Linked DNA regions of Homo sapiens: region 2 is linked to region 1. A link is a loop called in an ENCODE intact Hi-C map of the cell type or tissue named here. Cell type or tissue: HCT116. All regions are shown on one strand.

Evidence for each region. Hi-C counts contacts between places; a loop is a spot of excess contacts. Peaks named below come from ENCODE experiments on the same cell type or tissue, not always from the same donor. Only the 100,000 strongest peaks of a DNase experiment are listed, where the experiment ranks them.
Region 2: it touches region 1 in a loop (5-fold over the local background); 7 of 110 quality-filtered maps call a loop at or near these places.

What each region holds. Positions count from the first base shown.
Region 1 is chr3:157,201,468-157,206,467 of GRCh38, reverse strand. The region is part of intron 2 of LOC101928236 (a long non-coding RNA gene); the gene reads right to left. Among named protein-coding and RNA genes, the nearest start is that of CCNL1, 44 kb to the right of the region's middle. RefSeq lists a silencer at 4,517-4,566. In HCT116, CTCF peaks have their summits at 1,903 (motif pointing left) and 4,581 (motif pointing right); DNase peaks (open chromatin) are centred at 1,941 and 4,637.
Region 2 is chr3:155,993,381-155,998,380 of GRCh38, reverse strand. No RefSeq gene overlaps it. Among named protein-coding and RNA genes, the nearest start is that of KCNAB1, 120 kb to the left of the region's middle. In HCT116, a CTCF peak has its summit at 2,638 (motif pointing left); DNase peaks (open chromatin) are centred at 2,170 and 2,610.

The sequences.
Region 1 (5,000 bases):
CCATGGCATCCTAGACAGATTGCATCTTTTTTTTTTTTTTTTGAGACAGGGTCTCCTGCTCTGTAACCCAGGCTGAAGTGCAGTGGCATGAACACAGCTCACTGCACTGTCAACCTCAGGGATTCAAGTGATTCTCCCACCTCAGCCTCCCAAGTAGCTGGGAACACAGGTGTGCACCACCACTTCTGGCTAATTTTTGTATTTTTTGTAGAGACGGGATTTCGCCATGTTGTCCAGCCTGGTCTTGGACTCCTGAACTCAAGCAACACTCTTGCCTTGGCCTCCCAAAATGCTGGGATTACAGACATGAGCCACTGCCCCTGGCCAAAATTGCATCACTTTCTATTCATTTTTGGTTATTAAAAAACCAACTAAAACTTCAATTTCAAACTCCATTTAAATTCCATCTCCTCCCACTCCAAAGAACGCTTGAGTCAGGACCCCGGCTGTTTGAAGTAAGATGGGTGAGGGGGAGTGCGGGCTCTGAGATACCCCTCCTCCTCCCTCTCCTATGCCCTGCTCGAGTATTTTAGTCAGGAAGAGTGGGAAGGAAAGGGACAGGGTCTTTCCACCCAACAGGATCAGCTGTGGCCCTCACTCTGCCCGCCGCTCTGCTTCTCCAGAAAACCCTGAGTGTGAGTGCCGGCCTCTCAAGTCCACCTTTTGGAGCACATGTGAGAGCCAGTCAGAGGGCCCTGGGGGTGTCTTCCCACTGCACACCCCCATATGGAAGACTGAGCTATGGCTGGGTCTTTCCCATCCACTCCCTCAAGTATCCCCAGTAATACACTCCAAGTCATGGTGCATAGCCCTGGGAAGGGAGGATGTTGTTACAGCAAGTTGGCTCGAAGGCACCTGCCTTCCATATGTCCTCTTGCCCTAAGGAATTTCTTGCACCCTGGCCATGCCACATAATGGACAGGCAAGCTGACTGTTCCACTGTAGCCTCTTCTCTCTGATCACCCATCTCTCCTAGCTTGCATCTCCTCTGCTCTAGTAGAATGAATAGCCTAGCAAATCTTATGCCTAAGTAGAGGTCACGATGGGGACAGTCTCTTTCTTCACTTGGAAATGGGAGTGGGAAGCAGCCCCTTAGTGATGGCAGGGGGGAAATCACTCCACCCTACTTACTCCCCAAGGACAGGGTGTTAAGGGACAGAGGAGGTGGGTGGGGACTGGTGTATAGTTCTTTAGCCCCTTAGGAATACTCTGGAGAAAGCACCAGACCCCAGTTACTGTTTTTAGCTCTGGGCTCTGTGTCAAATACAGGGCAACAGAAAAAGGCCCCTCTGCCATCCTGTTATTCTCATAACTTAATTTCCCTTATCATGGTGGAATTCCCTTCTTCCTAATCCTCTGAAAGCAGATAGACTCTCATTTTCCGTGATAGATGAAATGAGTTCTGACCAGCAATCACTGAAATATGCCACAGGAAATTTCAAGTTTCTTTCTAAAGATCCTATGATTCAATAAAAACATCAAAAGAAACAGCAAGTCCCATTTATGAATTTAGCTAGATGATTAAAACTAATTCATTATCCTTGTTTCTGAGTGAATCAAATTTTTTTCAACAAGTTGATCTCTTATTAACCAAATACTTATTTTCTACAAGTTAGCAACAACTGAATCATTCATTTTCCCTTCTACTCCATCTTCTGTTCAACTCTAAATTATTTTGATCAATATCTTTATTGCAAAAATGGTTTCTGCCAATGAATTTTGCTACTATCTATGCTATTTGTAATTTTAGATGCATTTAATCTGAGTGGAATTTGGATTTCACAGTTGTGGCAATATGCAAAGCTCTAGTGATAGTCAGGAATCTTTGCCCTGAAAGGATTTAGGGTGTGTGTATTTAGATAGTTTACATCTTTAAAAAACAAAACAAAACAATTTAGAACCTTTGCGGAAGCATCAATTTAATAGTAAAATGCTGCCTCCTTCTGGATAAATTGTATGAAGCATGATAAGCTTGTTAAACTGCTGTAAAGGTATATCATCTTATGAAAAGAAATCCTTAATAAATTTCTTAAATTAAAAACTAATAAAACTAGAAATCTAGAGTAAGCCTTGAAAGATTACCTAGATTCTGTCTTTTAGTCAGTAAAACATTTAAATTATTTATGTTATATAGATGATTTGATTATCTGTCCTATTGAAGATCTTTTAATAGTAACTGAGAAAGTACAGAATAGATGACAAAACTGAAATTAAAGGTCCATCTCTACAAAAAATTTAAAAAATTAGTAGGGCACGGTAGCATGCACGTGTAGTCCTGGCTACTGAGGAGACTACGTGGAGGCTGAGGTGGGAGGATCATTTGAGCCCAGGAGTTGAAGGTTACAACTCTATGATCACACCACTGCATTCCACCCTGGGCAACTGAGTGAAACTCAGTCTCTATTTTTAAAAAAATAGAATTAGCATAATTTTCATGTTCACATCTTGAAATGTTTAAATACTCAATTGTCATTGTCATTTATACATATGCACATATTAATACTATATACCTAGAAAAATGAGTGTGTATATGTGTGTTTAGCATATTCAATGAAATGCCTAGGTTCTAGTCTTACTTCTATAGCCATATATCATGTGAATTTGGGCAAACCACGTAATCTCTTTCATCCTAGTTTTCTTATCTGTAAATTGAGGATAATAAACCCATGGTTATTGACTTTGAAAACTGTATGTGAGGCTCACTAAAATTAATAAAGCAGGCAGGGTGCAGTGGCTGATGCCTATAATCCCAGCACTTTGGGAGGGCAAGGTGGGAGGATCACTTGAGACCAGGACTTCGAGACCAGCCTAGGCAACATGGCAAGACCCCTCTACAAAAATTTTTTTTAAAAAAACTAGACAGGTGTGGTGGCACATGCCTGCAGTCCCAGCTACTTGGGAGGCTGAGGTGGGAGGATCGCTTGAGTCTGGGACGTCAAGGCTGCAGTGAGCCATGATTGCCCCACTGCACTCCAGCGTGGGCAACAGAGTGAAACTCTGTCTCAAAATAAATAAATAAATACAATACAATAATGCAATACAATACAATCAACAAATCCCTATGTGAGGTAGTAACCTAATTTCTTATCCTTAAGGCTTTATATGATCACATGTCCAAAGTGAAAGAATAGAACCATATCTGTGACCAGTAAGAAGAAAAATGCTTAATGGTGTCTTATTTATTGAATGACCACAGCTAGTTTGGTTGCACTCAAATCAATCAACTCTATGATCTAAACAGAGAGAGAAAGACGTTACAAATAACCCCAGACCACAATTATACAAAAGCAAAATCCACTCTCAATTCTCCAGAGATGATTTACCCCCACAGAGCCAAAAGAGCAGGTAGGTCTAACCAAAGCTGTTCTTGCCAGGGACCCAGAGAGAGCCTTGTTTGCACAGCCTCATCCTTGAGCCAACATTCCCAGACTCTTCCTAGAGCATTGCCTAGATCTAGACTCTGCCTAGATCATAGGATGATCAAGTGCTGACTGTGTCCTTGTTATATTAAAGGGTCTTTCATGATTCTCTGAGGATCCTTCCACCAAAGCACTACCCAAAATCCAAACCAGCTAAAAGACCAAAGGATACTCCAAATGCTCCAATTCCTATTCGGCCTCTCTCTAGTGGGCATGAAATTTAACCACTCTGTGCCCCAATTTGCCTATAAAATGGGTGCAACCACAATACCTACCTCATTAGGTTATTGTGAAGATCAAATGAATTAATACAAGCAGAGCATGCAGAACAGTACCTGGCATATAAGCATTTAATCTATGTTGGCTGCTGCTCTCAAGGCCACTATTATTATAATCATACTAATGTGCTTGTGCATGGCACTTACTTATGGACAAATGATATGTCTCTCTCACAGCTACTTCATTTGCTAAGACTGAAGCCTGATCCTTTAAATCCTCTGTCTATCAATGATTAAAATACGGTCCTATATTAGCTTCCTAACATTACATATATGCTTTAATTTTTCAATGGCAAAATAGTAAATTATAACTATGGGTGCTATTTGGGTTTTTTGTTTGGTTGGTTGGTTGGTTGGTTTTGAGACAAGGTCTCGCTCTGTCACCCAGGTTGGAGTGCCGTGGTGCAATGTCGGCTCACTGCAAACTCTGCCTCCTGGCTTTAAGTGATTCTCCCACCTCAACCTCCCCGAGGAGCTGGGACTACAGGCATGCACCACCATGCCTGGTAATTTTTTGTATTTTTAGTAGATATGGGATTTCACCATGTTGGTTAGGATGGTCTTGAGCTCCTGGCTTCAAGTGATCCACCTGCCTCGGCCTCCCAAAGTACTGGGATTACAGGTGTGAGCCACTGTGCCCAGCTTACGGGTACTATTTGATGGCATACTAGTCAAACCAAGCAACAACTCTGTTTTATAGCCATATAAGCAGATGACCCTGGAATAAAAGCTGGGACTTACGCACATTTCAAGCTGTTAAACATTTTTTATCATATTCCAATTTCGTTTCACTCTGAAAGCAGAAGTGGCTATCATATGATTGACTCAAAACTATTTGGTATATCACCCTAAGATAAATACCAGAAGGCACCAAAACTGTTTTGAATGAGGACTAAAGATGACATTTGGCCACTAGATGGCATTTAAATTATGTAGCAGGCTTTAGCTCACACTTCAGCTATTTAAAAGCTTAATTGGTTTGCATTTAGCCCAAGCACTGGCGATTCATGTATTTTCATGCTGTGGGAATTCTCGGAAGTTGGCTGAATTGAGACTTAGGAATATCCACAGCAGGTTTTACAGTGACAGACATAAAATCCTTTTGGAGTTATGAAATGAGATTAGCAATTTTAAATTCTTGCCTGAAATCTTCAGATCAGTTTTTTTCTTTTTGGAAGTAAATTATTGAGGGTAATATTGAGAGACTGGATAACTTACATCTTTTCAATCCATTTCTGTGCAACATGAAGTCTTAATAAGCACAGAGCAGCATAATTCATGGGCAGCTTGTCTCAGTTGGCCA
Region 2 (5,000 bases), 1.2 Mb after region 1:
TCCTTTCCAGGGACATGGATGAAGCTGGAAGCCATCATTCTCAGCAAACTAACACAAGAACAGAAAACCAAACATGGCACGATCTCATTCATAAATGGGAGTTGAACAATGAGAACACATGGACACATGGAGTGGAACTCCAGGGCCCATTGGGGATTGAACGGATAGGTAAGGGATAGCATTATAGAAATACCTAATGTAGATGATGGGTTGATGGGTGCAGCAAACCACCATGGCACGTGTATACCTATGTAACAAACCTGCACGTTCTGCACATGTATCCCAGAACTTAAAGTATAAAAAGAGAAAATACAAGCAAATTTAAAACTATTTGCTGATAATTATGTCATTAACATCCTTGAAGTCAGTGAAATTTTTCTTTTACAATCATTTTGGATTGGTCACTTATCAACAGAAATAAACATCAGAATAAAATTATAACAAATAATCAATTTATTATTTCATTTAATATTCTCCATTTTCTTTTCTTTTCTTTTTTTTTTTTTTTTTTTTTGAGATGGAGTCTTCAATTGTCACCCAGGCTGGAGTGCAGTGGCGCGATCTCAGCTCACTGCAAGCTCCACCTCCCAGGTTCACGCCATTCTCCTGCCTCAGCCTCCCGAGTAGCTGGGACTACAGGCGCGTGCCACCATGCCTGGCTAATTTTTTGTATTTTTAGTAGAGATGGGGTTTTACCATGTTGGCCAGGCTGGTCTTGAACCCCTGACCTCATGATCCGCCCACCTTGGCCTCCCGAAGTGTTGGGATTACAGGCGTGAGCCACCGCACTTGGCCCATTTTCTCTTTTTATGTATGTAATCTTAAGTACAGGTATTAGGCAGGAATGACTGAATTTTTTTTTTTTTTTTTTTTTTTTGAGAGGAAGTCTCACTCTGTCACCCAGGCTGGAGTGCAGTGGCGCGATTTTGGCTTGCTACAGCCTCTGCTTCCTGGGTTCAAGCAATTCTCCCACCTCAACCTCCCAACTAGCAGGGACTACAGGCGCCTGCCACCACACTCAGCTAATTTTTGTATTTTTAGTAGAGACAGGCTTTCGCCATGTTGGCCAGGGTGGCCTCAACTCCTGACCTCAAGACATCTGCCCACCTCAGCCTTCCAAAGTGCTGGGATTACAGGCGTGAGCCACTGCGCCCGGTGAGGAATGACTGAATTTTAACAAATGTTATTCTGAGCTGGCAGGAAAAAGTGTTGAAAACTTTGAAATGGGCAAATAAGATTACTGGGTGTCTTGTCCAGTGGTGCATCTTGCAACCAGACAACTCTGTAAACATAGGTCACTGCCAGCAATGCAAATGACTCCTGTTCACAGACTGCAAATGAATTTTGCCAGGGAGAAGTGCAAAATGACATCCATTTTTTTCCAAGAAGCCAGTTTTGCATTTATTAAGCAAATTCATTTCAGCATTCCTCATTGCCAATATATGGGTCTGATCTTTGAATTCTCCTGGATTGTTTGTACATATTACTGGTTCCCATTAATTAACGAATTAAATAAAATTCATTTACATTTTTCATTTTACACTTGTATTAGAATCATAATTTTATCATAATCATAATCATAATTCTCCTCAAAACTGTCTTTTCAACAGATCCAAGACACCTACACCACCCCCTTCATAAGGGGGAATTTTGAATTTCCCTTCAAAAAAAACAGATTAATTAGAAAATCATCCTTCAGAGAACATCACCAAAAAAAAATCACATGATCCTCCACCACCACCACTATTAAATTGTTTCTTTTTTGTTTTTAATGTACTAATTTAATTATAAATAAATTAGCCCATAAAGTTTAAACAATGTATAAGTATATAAAGCAGAGTGATGACGCCTCCCTAAACACTTTGGTATCACTTCCCAAAAGTAACCAATGTTAAAGATTAAAATGAACATTACATATATAGGTAAAAACTATAAGTAAGGAATCACAGGAAGGTAATATGGAGGTAAAATTAAAACTTTGGCATTGAGGTGGGAGTCTAGTTGTTACATTTGAAGTCAGAAAACAAAAATTCTATTCACCTTTTATGGCCTCCTTACGTGTACCCATGTGTTCCTTAGAAGTGCCTGTGGCCTCCTTATTCATACCTGTGTGCTCCTTGTACATACTCGTGGGCTCCTTATATGTATCTGTGTGGTTCTCATAAGAACCTATGTGCTCCTTATGCGTACCTGTGTAAAAACACACCTGCAGGAGGAGCTACACTCAGCCTCTTCAGGGCCATCTCCCATGCACCTTCTCTGGTATGCTTCACTCCTTGAGCATTTACCGTTACTCGTTTACCATTTTGCTCTTGTAACTTAATTCTTATCCTTTACTAATCTCCAAAGCCCAGGTGGAGACCCTCTATCTTAGTGCTCAGGCTTGGCCCCCTTCTAGAATATGACTTCTTTCTTTGCCTTCCAGAAAAGGGGATAAAGCAAATATTCATACCTGAAACCAGGCAAGAAAATGAAAAGCAGACCTGCTGGCAACTAGGCCATAATATTTCCAATTGCATATAAACCACAATCACAGAATAGAAACAATGTCTAAACAAGTCCATTCCAAGCCCGTATTTGGAATGAGACACAGATAAGGCCACTCTGAAATCACAAAAATAGTAAAACAGCCCCCTCTTCTGTCTAACATGAGTGACTGCTTCTCCTTTACCTCACCAAGGAAAACCACTGTCGTCCTTCTATCTTATAGATAAAAATCATTACGATATTCAGTCACAAAATTGCTCCTGCTTCCTGAAACATCCAATTCAGAATTGCTCCCCACCTCCTCAATCCTCCCTTGAATCATCCAGCACACACTCACATACTATGACAAGCTTCTTCCAACTCCTCATCATTTATTTAAGGTGCTTTCAGTCTTGCAACAGCAAGAAAAATAAGTATAATTTCTTCGTACTACAATAAATGTGTTCCTGATGGTCCTTCATTGGTGGGCTTTAATGTATAAATACTTATTTACTTTAAGGGAATATTAAATTTGATTCTGGTCTTCTAGTAATGCTTAAAAATGCTTCCCTCTGCATGTTCTGTGTCCTTCCATGTCTAATAAAGAGTCATATTGCAATGCACTTTCATATGCATTTTCTCACTTTAATTTAGCATCAAACATCTAAAGCAGGTAAAATTAATGTTTTTGTGCTCAACATTCTTTAAGGTTGAGATTTGCCTGAGTTCATTCAGAAAGTTGTGAGCAACGCCATGTAGAGTTCTGAATTCTCTACCCCTGAGAACAATCTAACACAGGGAAAGTGATCAATGAAAAGGCCAAAAGTTTACATTTATCTCCTCAAAAAATACACTGAGTGATGCAGGAGCTCCCAGAGGGGCAGCTCGATTGGAATGCACATGGGTTCAGGAATAGTGGCCACTGACACCTGAGCAACGGGCAGTTCCACATTAAGTGGAAGGCTAGTCAAATAACTTACTCCTTTTTCTTTCTCCTAGGTTCATACATACATCATCTCATTTTTAATGAGATGATGAATGAGATGTATGTACATTTAATGAGATGTATGTATGAACCTAGGAGAAAGTGTAATCCCAGCTCTTTGGGAGGCCGAGGCAGGAGGATCAGTTGAGCCCAGGAGTTCAAGACTATAGAGAAAATCAGAACTCATGACAGAACAAGTTCCAACAATGCTATTAATTAATTTAATTGCTTCTCCAAGAAGACGAGGGATCAGACATCTCCAATCCCTGACTCCTTTAACACTCCATCAGTCCCCCTCTTTAGCTAGCACCACACCAGGATTCACCTTATTCCCAGCCCTTAACCCTCCAACCTCCACATCCCTCCCCCAATTTCACAAATGGAATAAAGCTCATGAGGCTTCAGAATAGCACAACGGCCCCTAGAAACTAATTAACCTAACAACCTGCAGCTACACTACCCCATGTATGAGACCAGAAACTTTGTGAGATGTAAAGTCAACAGACACCCCAGTTGGTCATTCAGACTTCCTCCAAAACATTGCTAAGCTCACTGCCTAAGAATAAGCTTTCAGATTCCAGCTTCAGACACAAGCTGCATCCAAAGCTGTCTCCTTCGCCCAAGATATCCGAGGCACTGGCATGGCACTGGGGTTCGCCTTTCTAGTAAATCCCCCCCGGGGAGGTCTCAAGTGGCCTTTTTTACACTGCTTTCCATTTAATAACAGTTTCAATCATCAGAGTTTTTTTTGTTTTGTTTTGCTTTGTTTTTGAGACGGAGTGTCGCTCTGTCACCCAGGCTGGAGTGCAGTGGCACAATCTCGGCTCACTGCAAGCTCCGCCTTCCGGGTTCATGCCATTCTCTTGCCTCAGCCTCCCTAGCAGCTGGGACTACAGGCGCCCGCCACCACGCCCGGCTAATTTTTTGTATTTTTAGTAGAGACGGGATTTCACCATGTTAGCCAGGATGGTCTCGATCTCCTGACCTCGTGATCCACCCGCCTCAGCCTCCCAAAGTGCTGGGATTACAGGCGTGAGCCACCACGCTCGGCTCCCCAGAGATGTTTTAATAGCAGTTAACATGCGAAGGAAAAGGTCTTAATCCTTGATAGCAGAAGATTCCATGTCTCCTATGCAAATGTCACCATCATTATCCCAGCAAATTTTGAACACCTTGTTCCAAAGGATATGTATTAGAACCTAAGTCTCACTAGCTGCAAAGCCCTTACTTTTTCCACTCGCTGGCATAAAACCAATGAAAATTTGAAATACTTCAAAAAAAGACCACTGCTAGAGACTATACCCGCATTGACCAAGAACTATCAAATGACACGTTCACGCTCTCCTGCCATGACCTGCACCTTAAATAGCATGAAGACATTTATACAATTGCAAATACAAGGGAGGGTTTCAATTCTTTTAATATATAATATGGAAAGGAAATTGCTTTTCAGTGCATACACATTAACAGAATATCTTCAAGCATATTTCTATTTAGATTGTTATTTGCAAACATTGGAAATAACACATTCTATGAGCTGTCACCAGAT